Linked DNA regions of Homo sapiens: region 2 is linked to region 1. A link is an interaction called in ENCODE POLR2A ChIA-PET data of the cell type or tissue named here. Cell type or tissue: CD4-positive, alpha-beta T cell. All regions are shown on one strand. Links, peaks and the distances in the headings refer to the core of each region. The heading gives the core; the rest is flanking DNA. Region 1 overlaps RNF24 (ring finger protein 24). Region 2 overlaps AP5S1 (adaptor related protein complex 5 subunit sigma 1).

Region 1 (5,382 bases), core at 92-5,091:
GTTCCCAAGAAAACATGTTTTTTTCTGCTGTGAGGAAAATCAAAACGCAACAGGACAGCAATACCTCATTTTGGCACTCAAAACTATCCTCTAATTATCTGCAGATGTTTAATTTTAAATCTCTCTCAAGTTTGATGAATGGGCCTGTGAGCCTCTTTACTCAGAGCCAATTTTTAGTCTACATTAAAGACTCATTAGCTCCTGGTTCTATTAGGTCAGCATAACAGATATCTGCAGAGCACAAAACAAATATGATTCTTAAAAATTTGGTGTTTCCATGAAAAGAATCCCATAATAGAGGATTCGATGAGCCACATGAACAGAGGTTCTGAGATTCTCATAATATTTAAAGAGCTCAGCCTCTTCTGTGATTGTACTGGACTCTTGGAAGGGGATGAGTGGGAACATAATTTAAAGAGTTTTCACTGCAGGCAGTAATTTACAGTAAACTAGAGAGTATTCACTCTTAAGAGGCTGGCTAGATATATGAGAAAAACACAAGCAAGCATAGGTAGAGATCATGTAAATTAGGGAAATTAAACAAAAATTTTCCAGATGTATAGGTAACTAATCACATATGTAAGCATCTTCACCTTCAGCAGCAGCAGCAGCTTAAAATAAAAAAAAAAAATTTTTTTTGGTATTTCAGGCTGGGCGTGGTCGCTCATGCCTATAATCCCAGCATTTTGAGAGGCCAAGGTGAGAGGACAGCTTAGGCCCACGAGTTCAAGACCAGACTGGACAACATGGCAAGACTCCGTCTCTACAAAAAAATTTAAAAATTAGCCAGGTGTGATGATATGCACCTGTGATCCCAGATACTCAGGAGGCTGAGGTGAGAAGGTTGCTTGAGCCCAGGAAGTCAATGCTGCAGTGAGCCGTGATCATGCCACTGCACTCCAGCCTGGGTGACAGAGAATGATCTTGTCTCAAAAAAATAAATAAATAAAATAAAAAATAAAAAAAATTGGTGTGTCCAGTAACTGGAATAAACAGCACTTATCATTAATGTTAACCTACTTATTCACTGGAATTAATATAGAGATGGCTCATGAAAAGAAACTCTTTTTTTTTTTTTTTTTTTTGAGACATGGTCTTGCTCTGTAGCCCAGGTTGGAATGCAGAGGTGCAATCACAGATCACTGCAGCCTCAACCTCCTGGGCTCAAGCAATCCTTCTGCCTTAGCCTCCCCAGGAGCTGCAACTATAGGCATGGACCATGAAGTCCAGCTAATTTTTTTATTTTTATAGAGATGGGGTCTTGCTATTTTGCCCAGGCTGGTCTGGAATTCTTGAGCTCAAGGGATTCTCCTGCTTTGACCTCAGAAAGTGCTGGGATTACAAGCGTGAGCCACAGCACCAGGCCCATATGAAATTTTTTGAAAAATATTTTGGATAATAGATTATGTTATTTGAAAATGGCTGTATCTTTTTTAATCCTTCAAGAAAACCAACCTGATTGTAAAGAAGAAATTAAAATGATTATTTGCAGGTGACGGTAAAATAAAAAAGAATCTTATTAAAAGAACAAAAAGAATACTTACTAATAAATACATGCAATCTGTATTAAGAAAATATAAAAGACACAAAAGAAGATGTGAATGACTAAAATACCCTCTTCTTGGTTGTAAAGACGCTAAATATTATAAAGATGTCAATTTTCCTTAAATCTATCAATTTAATGCAGATACAATTCAAAAAAACTGACAGGGTTTGTCTTTTCTGAGAGGACAAGAGTGGTAAAAAGGCTAATTCTAGTTTAAAAGTAAAAATGAAAATGAAAGCACAGCCAGAAATACTCTAAAAAAGAAAAACCTGGCCGGGCACGGTGGCTCACGCCTGTAATCCCAGCACTTTAGGAGGCCGAGGCAGGCGGATCACGAGGTCAGGAGATCAAGACCATCCTGGCTAACATGGTGAAACCCTGTCTCTACTAAAAATACAAAAAATTAGCCAGGCGTGGTGGCGGGCGCCTGTAGTCCCAGGTACTCGGGAGGCTGAGGCAGGAGAATGGCGTGAACCCTGGAGGCGGAGCTTGCAGTGAGCCAAGATTGCACCACTGCACTCCAGCCTGGGTGACAGAGCAAGACTCCATCTCAAAAAAAAAAAATAAAAAAAGAAAAACCTGTGCTGCTGACACTTGAATTGACAGATGAACAGGACAGAATAGAAATACGACAGTTGTTGTTTACCAAATATTTTCAGCTTTCCATCTTCCTTCTGCACACATGTATGACTGTATTTTCCTGCTGTTTTGTTGTGGGTAGAGTCATGTGACTAAAACTTGTCAGCGAGCTGTGAAGGGAACTGATGTATATCTCTTTCAGGCTGAACATTTTACTGATGGTGTGAGAGTCTCCAGGCCCCTCTTTCCCTTAGTCAGGAAAGCTGGTAATGTTCAAGATGGTGGCAACTCCATTAGTTTCTGAGTGAGAAGACACGGAGTAGAGCTCTCAGCCAACTCTTGATGAACATGTACCAAAAGGAAGGAAAATTCTTGTTATAAGCCATTAAGATTTTGAGGTTGTTTGTTACCACAACATAACCTAGCCTACGCTGGCAGATACAAGAAAGTTAAAGAATAGCCCAAATTAATATAGGAATCATAAAGCTGACATTTCCCATTAGAGAGAAAGAGAGAGAGATGGATTATTCACAAATGATATTGGGACAATTAGGTAGCCAGTTGAGAAAAAAAATTAAGATAGCCTTATTCTTTGTATTAAAATATATCTGAGCTGTACCTAAGGTTTAAATATAAAAAATGAAATTATGAAAATATTAAAATATATCAAAGAATTTTAAAAATAATCTCAAAATGGGGAAGGCCTTTCTAAGTAAAACTCAGAAACACCCCCAAAAAAAATCCACAGAAACTTTCTGCTTGGGGGAAAAAAGTACTCTCACACATTATCAGTGGAATTGTGAGTAGAATTATTGGCTTCCACAAGAGCAACTCAGCAAAATTATACATGCACTTACCTATTGACCCAGCAATTCCACATTTAGGAATTTATCTTTCAGATGTACTTGCATGCATACTCAAAGACACATTTGTACCAGGCTCTTCACACAAACTTGTTTATAAAAGCAAAAGGTTGGAAGCAACCTAAATATGTAATTGGTTAAGTCATAGAATATCATCACAATCTAATGTTTTACAGTTGTTAAAGAATGATACCAGGTCAGTCATGGTGGCTCACACCTGTAATCCCAGCACTTTGGGAGGCCAAGGTGGGAGGACTGCTTAAGGCCAGGAGTTAGAGACCAGCCTGGGCCAACACAGTTAAAAAAATAATATATATATACACACACACATATATATATTTTTTAATTAGCTGGGCATGGTGGCACATGCTTTTAGTCCTAGCTACTCAGGAGGCTGAGGTTAGAGGATCATCTGTGACCCAAGGTTCGAGACTACAGCAAGCTATGATCACATCACTGCATCCCAGCCAAGATGACAGAGCAAGATCCTGTCTCTAAAAATTAAAAAAAAAAATGTAGATTTGGCACAGTTCCATGATAACATTGCTAAGTAAAAAACAAAACAAAACAAAAAAACAACACACAGGACAGTGCATGTGGCATATCACCTCTGATATAAAAAGAAAAGAGAAGCTAGCTTTGTATTTGTCTAAAAAGGTCTCTAGAAAAATATATAAAAAACTGGTATCAGTGATTGAGCCTCTGACAGGGCTGGAAGGAGAATGACTTCACTGAATACCTGTTTATAATATCTTTAGTATTTTGCTGCTAGGATATGTTAATGTTACCTATTAAAGAGAATAAAAAATTTAATTGTAAATGGAATTGGAAGAAGCTATTTTTATTTTTATTTATTTTTTAAACAACTTTTTTTTTTTTTTTTTTTTTTGAGATGGAGTCTCGCTCTGCCGCCCAGGCTGGAATGCAGTGGTGCCATCTTGGCTTACTGCAACCTCCGCCTACCTGGTTCAAGTGATTCTCCTGCCTCAGCTTCCCAAGCAGCTTGGGACTACAGGCATGTGCCACCATGCCCAGCTAATTTTTTGTATTTTTAGTAGAGATAGGATTTCACCGTGTTAGCCAGGATGGTCTCGATCTCCTAACCTCATGATCCGCCTGCCTAAGTCTCCCAAAGTACAGGGATTACAGGCGTGAGCCACTGCTCCATGCCTTAAGAAGCTATTTTTAAAGAAAATTGTCCCAGTTGTTTGTAAAGATTCACAGAAATTTAAAAACCTTGATTCTTATTTAAAAGACTTAGTTGAAAATCCTGGCTTTTTCTGGATAAATGTAGTGAGGAAAAATTATCACAAGGATAATTAGATACTTCACAAATATCCTATAGCTATCTGTCTTAAATCAGCATTTGCTTAGATAAGGTAATCATTTAATGATCATTTTAATTATACATTTATAATTATATATAAATTGTTTCTTCTCAGTTGTCTAATATCTCTCGAATGACAGTAAAATAACATGAATAATGCACATTATTGTCTTAATCTAATGAGATTGCCGTTTCATGAATAGAATATGTGTGGCTATATACACACACACACGCACACACACACACACACACACGGAATTTCCATCTATACTTGCTAATACACTACTTTTTACTGAGTTGGAAAATGTACTCCTTGAGCGCAGAATTACATTGATTGTAATCCTCTAATACTACATTGATTACATCCAGTGTAGCAATACAATACTCCTTGAGGATAACAGAGATCTTACTCATTACTTTACCCACTCAATAACAGTTGGCTTTTTAAAGTATTTCTCTTTATTCAAAGGTAAGCACTACTGATGAGCAGCTCTGACTTCACTAGGAAATCTTCCATGTCTTTGATCTCTTTTGGTTTTGGCATTAGACTGACATTTTTGGAGAAAACTCTGATTGAGCTATGTGAGGCTACTTTAGTAAAGCAGTTATATCAACATACAGGAAGAATAATAATTACAATCTGGTTGAAACCACACTGCAGCACTTTACCAGGCAGAATCAGAGCATGAAGCCACATGAAATACGGACTTAGAATAAACTTTAGATGTAAGTTTGTAACACAGATTACAAACTTGGATGTAAAACAAGAAATATAAAATTTCATCACAGGTACCTGGTAGCACTTCAGTATTTTGTCTTTTTTTTTTTTGCTGTTGTTCATTTGTACACTTCAGTATTTTGAATAAGCTCCTTGTTTTCAATTAGTTATAGAATAATTTACTTCTGCAAACAAACTACAAGGTTGTAAGTCTCGTACAATTGGTAGACTGGACATTGTATCTCTCTAGGGTCTCCCTTGAAAATAGCTCCATGGATTCCATTAATGACTTTGGCTTTAAATTTCATGGAAACTGACAGATTTGGGATTTTCATATTTGAAATTCTCT
Region 2 (5,382 bases), core at 63-5,062, 160 kb before region 1:
TTAGCCCTTCCAAGTCCATGGCCAAGGCCACCAGCCATGCCAGGCCTTCTACCACCACTGTCAACATAATTGGGATGAGGCCACCTTTTCCATTTTATGGTGCCACAAACCACCTTGACCATGAAGACCTAAAGGGATGTTACTCTGTGTGTGTGGCCAAGTCCCACCAGTGGAAATGTCCCACAGGCCTCTAGTAGGGACACCCCTTCCCTATACATTCTGTTCTCCTGGCCCACCCCTCACCCCAGGCTGGCGGTCCTGGTGGATTGGCTGTGTTCTCAGGGAACAGGCCATTTTGTCCTCTATGGAAAGGCTCAAGCTTACTGATCTGAATTCTTTCTGCCTTTTTTTCAAACGGAACTTAAGGAAGAGGTTGAGACTCTGCTCCCCTGGGAGCTGTGGGAAGTTGAGGTTAGGCGTGGCTGGTGGCCTGGTTCTCATGAGGTGGGGCAAACTGATGGACAAGAGAATAGTAGAGACTGAGACCACACCGTGGGGCTGCTGAGCTCCAGTTCCTGTCCAGCTGGACCAGGGTTTTCTTAACCAGATGAGCTTGCCCAGCACCCTTCCCACACTTCACACTTCTGCCCCAGCCTCTTGGGCTGGGTTTCCACCACAATTTATGCTCACCATATATTTATCGAGCCTCCCTTGGGCCTGATGCTCTGCTGGGTGCAATGCAGGATACAGAATGACCCCAAAGTTCCAGGAGAGACAGAGCTAAGGCCAGGTGACTGCAGATGACTGCAAAGCAGCAATGGTTTGAGCATCCCTGAATTGCTGCTCACAAGTGCTTTAAACACCTAAAGGAAGAAGGGGCACTTCAGTGACGAAGGCCAAGTGAAGGAGCCAGGATTTAGAACTAAAAGTGAGATGGCTATGGAAGCAAACTTGCCTCCCTCTCCAAGCCTCTTCCCTTTCTTCTCCCTGCCCCAGGAACCCTGGCCAAACCACATATCCCTCAGCTTCTTGAGAGAACTAGAGACTTTGAGCAGCTAGTAGTGTTACCAGTGTACCTCCACAAACACTCCTGGGACAACAGATGATGACAGGAGGGCAGTAGAGCCCAGAGAAGAGAGCTTACCTGGAAGGAGGAAGAAGTCACAGGTTTTGTTTTGTTTTGTTTTAGGCGGAGTTTCTCTTTGTTGCCCAGGCTGGAGTGCAGTGGCGCAATCTCGGCTCATTGCAAGCTCCGCCTCCCAGATTCACGCCATTCTGTCTCAGCCTCCCAAGTAGCTGGGACTACAGGTGCCTGCCACCACGTCCGGTTAAGTTTTTCTATTTTTAGTAGAGACGGGGTTTCACCGTGTTAGCCAGGTTGGTCTACATCTCCTGACCTTGTGATCCGCCCGCCGTGGCCTCTCAAAGTACCGGGATTATAGGCGTGAGCCACCACGACTGACTGGCATGAAGTCACAGGTTTTAAGGCAGGAACTGGCCTGCATGTATGTGGGTCACTGATTGGGTCACATACACTGCATGTATGTGAGCCCTGGGATGGGATTGGATCATCTTGTCTCCTTTAGGGCAGGGTGTTTTTTTCTAGCCCTGTGGTGCTGCGCACTGTCCAGCATCCCCCCAGGGCTCAATGTTTTCTTTTCTTTTTCTTTTTTTTTTTTTTTTGAGATGGAGTCTCACTCTGTTGCTCAGGCTGGAGTGCAGTGGTGCAATCTTGGCTCACTGCAACCTCTGCCTCCTGGGTTCAAGCAATTCTACCGCCTCAGCCTCCCAAGTAGCTGGGATTACAAGCATGTGCCACCATGCCTGGCTAATTTTTGTATCTTTAGTAGAGACAGGGTTTCACCGTGTTGGCCAGGCTGGTCTCGAACTCCTTACCTCAGGTGATCCACCCATATTGGCCTCCCAAAGTGCTGAGATTACAGGTGTGAGCCACCATGCCTGGCCTCAATCTTTTCTTTTAAACAATTATTCCTATATTTTATTGTAATGCAGTTAACCGTGTTTGTCAGATTCAATACTCTGTGACCCGTTAACCAAGTCTCTGTATGTTTATTACTGCAATTCAAGTGGCCGTGACCGTTTTCTTAAATATACTTTATTTGTTTAGTGCAATTTTAGGTTCACAGTAAAACTGAGCAGAGGGTACAGAGAGTTCTCATTTACTCCCTGTCCCCACACATGCACAGCCTCCCTTATCACCAACACTGGGCACCAGAGTGGTCATTTGTTACAACTGATGGACCTTCATTGACACGTCACTATCACCAGAGTCCATAGTTTACATTAGGGTTCACTCTTGGGGTGGTACATTCTATAGGTTTGGATGTATTTTCAGTGACATGCATCTACCATTATAGTATCATACAGAAGAGTTTCCCTGCCCGAACAGTCCTCTGCTGCACCTGTTCATTCTTCCCTCCCCTCAACCCCTAGCAACCATTGATCCTTTTACTGCTTCCATAGTTTTGCCTTTTCCAGAATGTTGTGTAGTTAGATTCATACTGTATATGTAGCCTTTTCAGATTGACTTCCTTCACTTAGTAATGTACATTTAAGATTCCTTCAAGTCTTTTCATGGCTGAATCATGAGCTTGACAGCTCATTTTGGAAGTACTGCTGAATAGTATTCCATTATGTGGATGTACATTATCTGTTCACCTACTGAAGGACATCTTGGTTGCTTCCAAGTTTTGGCAATTATGAATACAACTGCTACAAACATTTGTGTACAGGTTTTTGTGTGAACATAAGTTTTCAACTCCTTTGGGAGTATAAATACTCATAAATACCAAGGAATATGAGTCCTGGATTCTGTGGTAAGAGTATGTTTCATTTTGTAAGAAACTGCCAAACTGTCTTCAAAAGTGGCTGTACCATTTTGCATTCCTGTTGGCAGTTAATGAGGGTTTCTGTTGCTCTACATCCTCTGAAACATTTGGTTTCGTCACTGTTTTGGTTTTGGCCCATTCTTTTTTTTTTTTTTTTTCCTGAGACGGAGTGTCCTTTGTCATCCAGACTGGAGTGCAGTGGCACTATCTCGCCTCACTGCAACCTTGACTGCCCAGGTTCAAGCAATTCTCCTGCCTCAGCTTCCCGAGTAGCTGGGATTACAGGCGTGTGCCACCACGCCTGGCTGATTTTTTTTTTTTTTTTTCTGAGACAGAGTCTCGCTCTGTCATCCAGGCTGGAGTGCAGTGGCACAATCTCCACTCACTGCGACCTCCGCCTCCCGGGTTCAAACCATTCTTCTGCCTCAGCCTCCTGAATAGCTGGGACTACAGGCACACGCCACCGCGCCTGGCTGATTTTTGTATTTTTAGAAGAGAGAGGGTTTCACCATATTGGCCAGGCTGGTCTCAAACTCCTGACCTGAAGTCATCTGCCTGCTTCAGCCTCCCAGAGTGCTGGGATTACAGGCATGAGCCTCTGCACCCGGCTGGCTTTTGGCCATTCTAATAGGTATGTAGTGAAATCTTGTTTTAATTTGCAGTTCCCTAATAACATGACGTAGAGTATCTTTCCTATGCTTACTTGCCATCTGTAAATCTTTAGTGAGGTGTCTGTTCAAGTCTTTTGCCCATTTTAAAACAGGCAACTTGTTTGGGTGATTTCTTTTTGTTGAGTTTTAAGAGTTCTTTGTGTATTTTGGATAACAGCTCTTTATCAGATATACCTTTTGCAAATATTTTCTCCCAGTCTGTGGCTTGTCTTCTCATTCTCTTGACAGTGTCTTTCACAAAGCAGAGCTTTTTAAATTTAATGAAGTCCAGTTTCATATAATTTAATGAAGTGGGCCGGGCGAGGTGGCTCATGAGGCCTGTAATCCCAGCACTTTGGGAGGCCAAGGCAGGAGGATTGCTTGAGCCCAGGAGTTCGAAACCAGCCTGTACAACATAGAGACTTCATCTCTACAAAAAAATATAAAAATTGGCTGAGTGTGGTGCACACCTGTGGTCCCAGCTACTTGGGAGGCTGAGGTCGAAGGATTGCTTAAGCCCAGGAGGTCAAGGCTGCACTGACCTGTGACTGTGCCACTGCACTCCAGCCTGGGTGACAGAGCAAGACTTTGTTTCCAAAAAAAAAAAAAAAAAATTAATGAAGTTTGTCAATTTTTTTTTTTTTTTTTTTTGAGACGGAGTTTCTCTCTTGTTGCCCAGGTTGGAGTGCAATGGTGCAATCTCGGCTCGCCACAACCTCGCCTCCCGGGTTCAAGCAATTCCCCTGCCTCAGCCTCCTGAGTAGCTGGGATTACAGGCATGTGCCACCACCCTTGGCTAATTTTGTATTTTTCGTAGAGACAGGGTTTCTCCATGTTGGTTAGGCTGGTCTCGAACTCCCGACCTCAGGTGATCCACCCGCCTCGGCCTCCCAAAGTGCTGGGATTACAGGCGTGAGCCACCATGCCCAGCTCTTTGTCAATTTTTTAAATGGATCCTGCCTTTACTGTTGTATTTAAAAAGTCATCACCAATCCAATATCATCTAGATTTTCTCCTATGTTATCTACTAGAAGTTTTACAGTTTTGCATTTTACATTTAGGTCTATGATCCATTTTGAGTTCATTTTTGTGAAGGGTGTAAGGTCTATGTGTAGATTCATGTTTTTGCATGTGGATGTTCAGTTGTTCCAACATAATCTCTTGAAAAGAGTCTTTCTATCTTTGTTCCATTGTATTGCTTTTACTCCTTTGTCAGAGACCAGTTGACTGTATTAATGTGGGTCTCTCCTGGGTTCTTTATTCTGTTCCATTAATCTGTTTGTCTATTCTTTTGCCAATACTACACTATTTTTTTTTTTTTTTTTTTTTGAGATGGAGTCTCACTCTTACCCAGCCTGGAGTGTAATGGTGCAATCTTGGCTCACTGCAACCTCCACCTTCCAGGTTCAAGCCACCCTCCCGCCTTAGCCTCCCTAGTAGCTGGGACTATAGGCATGCACCACCATGCCTGGCTAATTTTTCTATTTTTGTTAGAGATGGGATTTCACCGTGTTGGCCAGGCTGGTCTCAAACTCCTGACCTCTGGTAATCTGCCCACCTCAGCCTCACAAAATGCTGGGATTATAGGCATGAGCCACTGTGCCTGGCCACCACACTATCTTTTTTCAAGGTTTTTTTTTTTTTTTTTTTTTTTTTTCTGAGAGAGAGTCTCACTCTGTCGCCCAGGCTGGAGTGCAGTGGCGCAATCTCGGCTCACTGCAAGCTCCGCCTCCCAGCTTTACGCCATTCTCCCGCCTCAGGCTCCTGAGTAGCTGGGACTACAGGCGCCCGCCACCACACCTGGCTAATTTTGTTTTTGTATTTTTAGCAGAGACGGGGTTTCACCGTATTAGCCAGGATGGTCTTGATCTCCTGACCTTGTGATCTGCCCGCCTCGGCCTCCCAAAGTGCTGGGATTACAGGCGTGAGCCACTGCACCTGGC

The links. Peaks named below come from ENCODE experiments on the same cell type or tissue, not always from the same donor. Only the 100,000 strongest peaks of a DNase experiment are listed, where the experiment ranks them.
Region 2: POLR2A ChIA-PET joins it to region 1 with 5 read pairs; 5 of 35 experiments call an interaction of 5 or more read pairs at or near these places.

What each region holds. Positions count from the first base shown.
Region 1 is chr20:3,987,393-3,992,774 of GRCh38, forward strand. The region is part of intron 1 of RNF24 (ring finger protein 24); the gene reads right to left. Among named protein-coding and RNA genes, the nearest start is that of RNF24, 25 kb to the right of the region's middle. In CD4-positive, alpha-beta T cell, for the core only: no CTCF peak of the experiment used is centred there; DNase peaks (open chromatin) are centred at 2,269 and 3,499; H3K4me3 peaks cover 914 bases; H3K27ac peaks cover 1,334 bases.
Region 2 is chr20:3,826,157-3,831,538 of GRCh38, forward strand. It overlaps AP5S1 (adaptor related protein complex 5 subunit sigma 1), which reads left to right. Exons shown (of 3, transcript NM_018347.3): 3 at 1-2,682. Among named protein-coding and RNA genes, the nearest start is that of AP5S1, 8.3 kb to the left of the region's middle. RefSeq lists an enhancer at 4,820-5,320. In CD4-positive, alpha-beta T cell, for the core only: no CTCF peak of the experiment used is centred there; no DNase peak of the experiment used is centred there.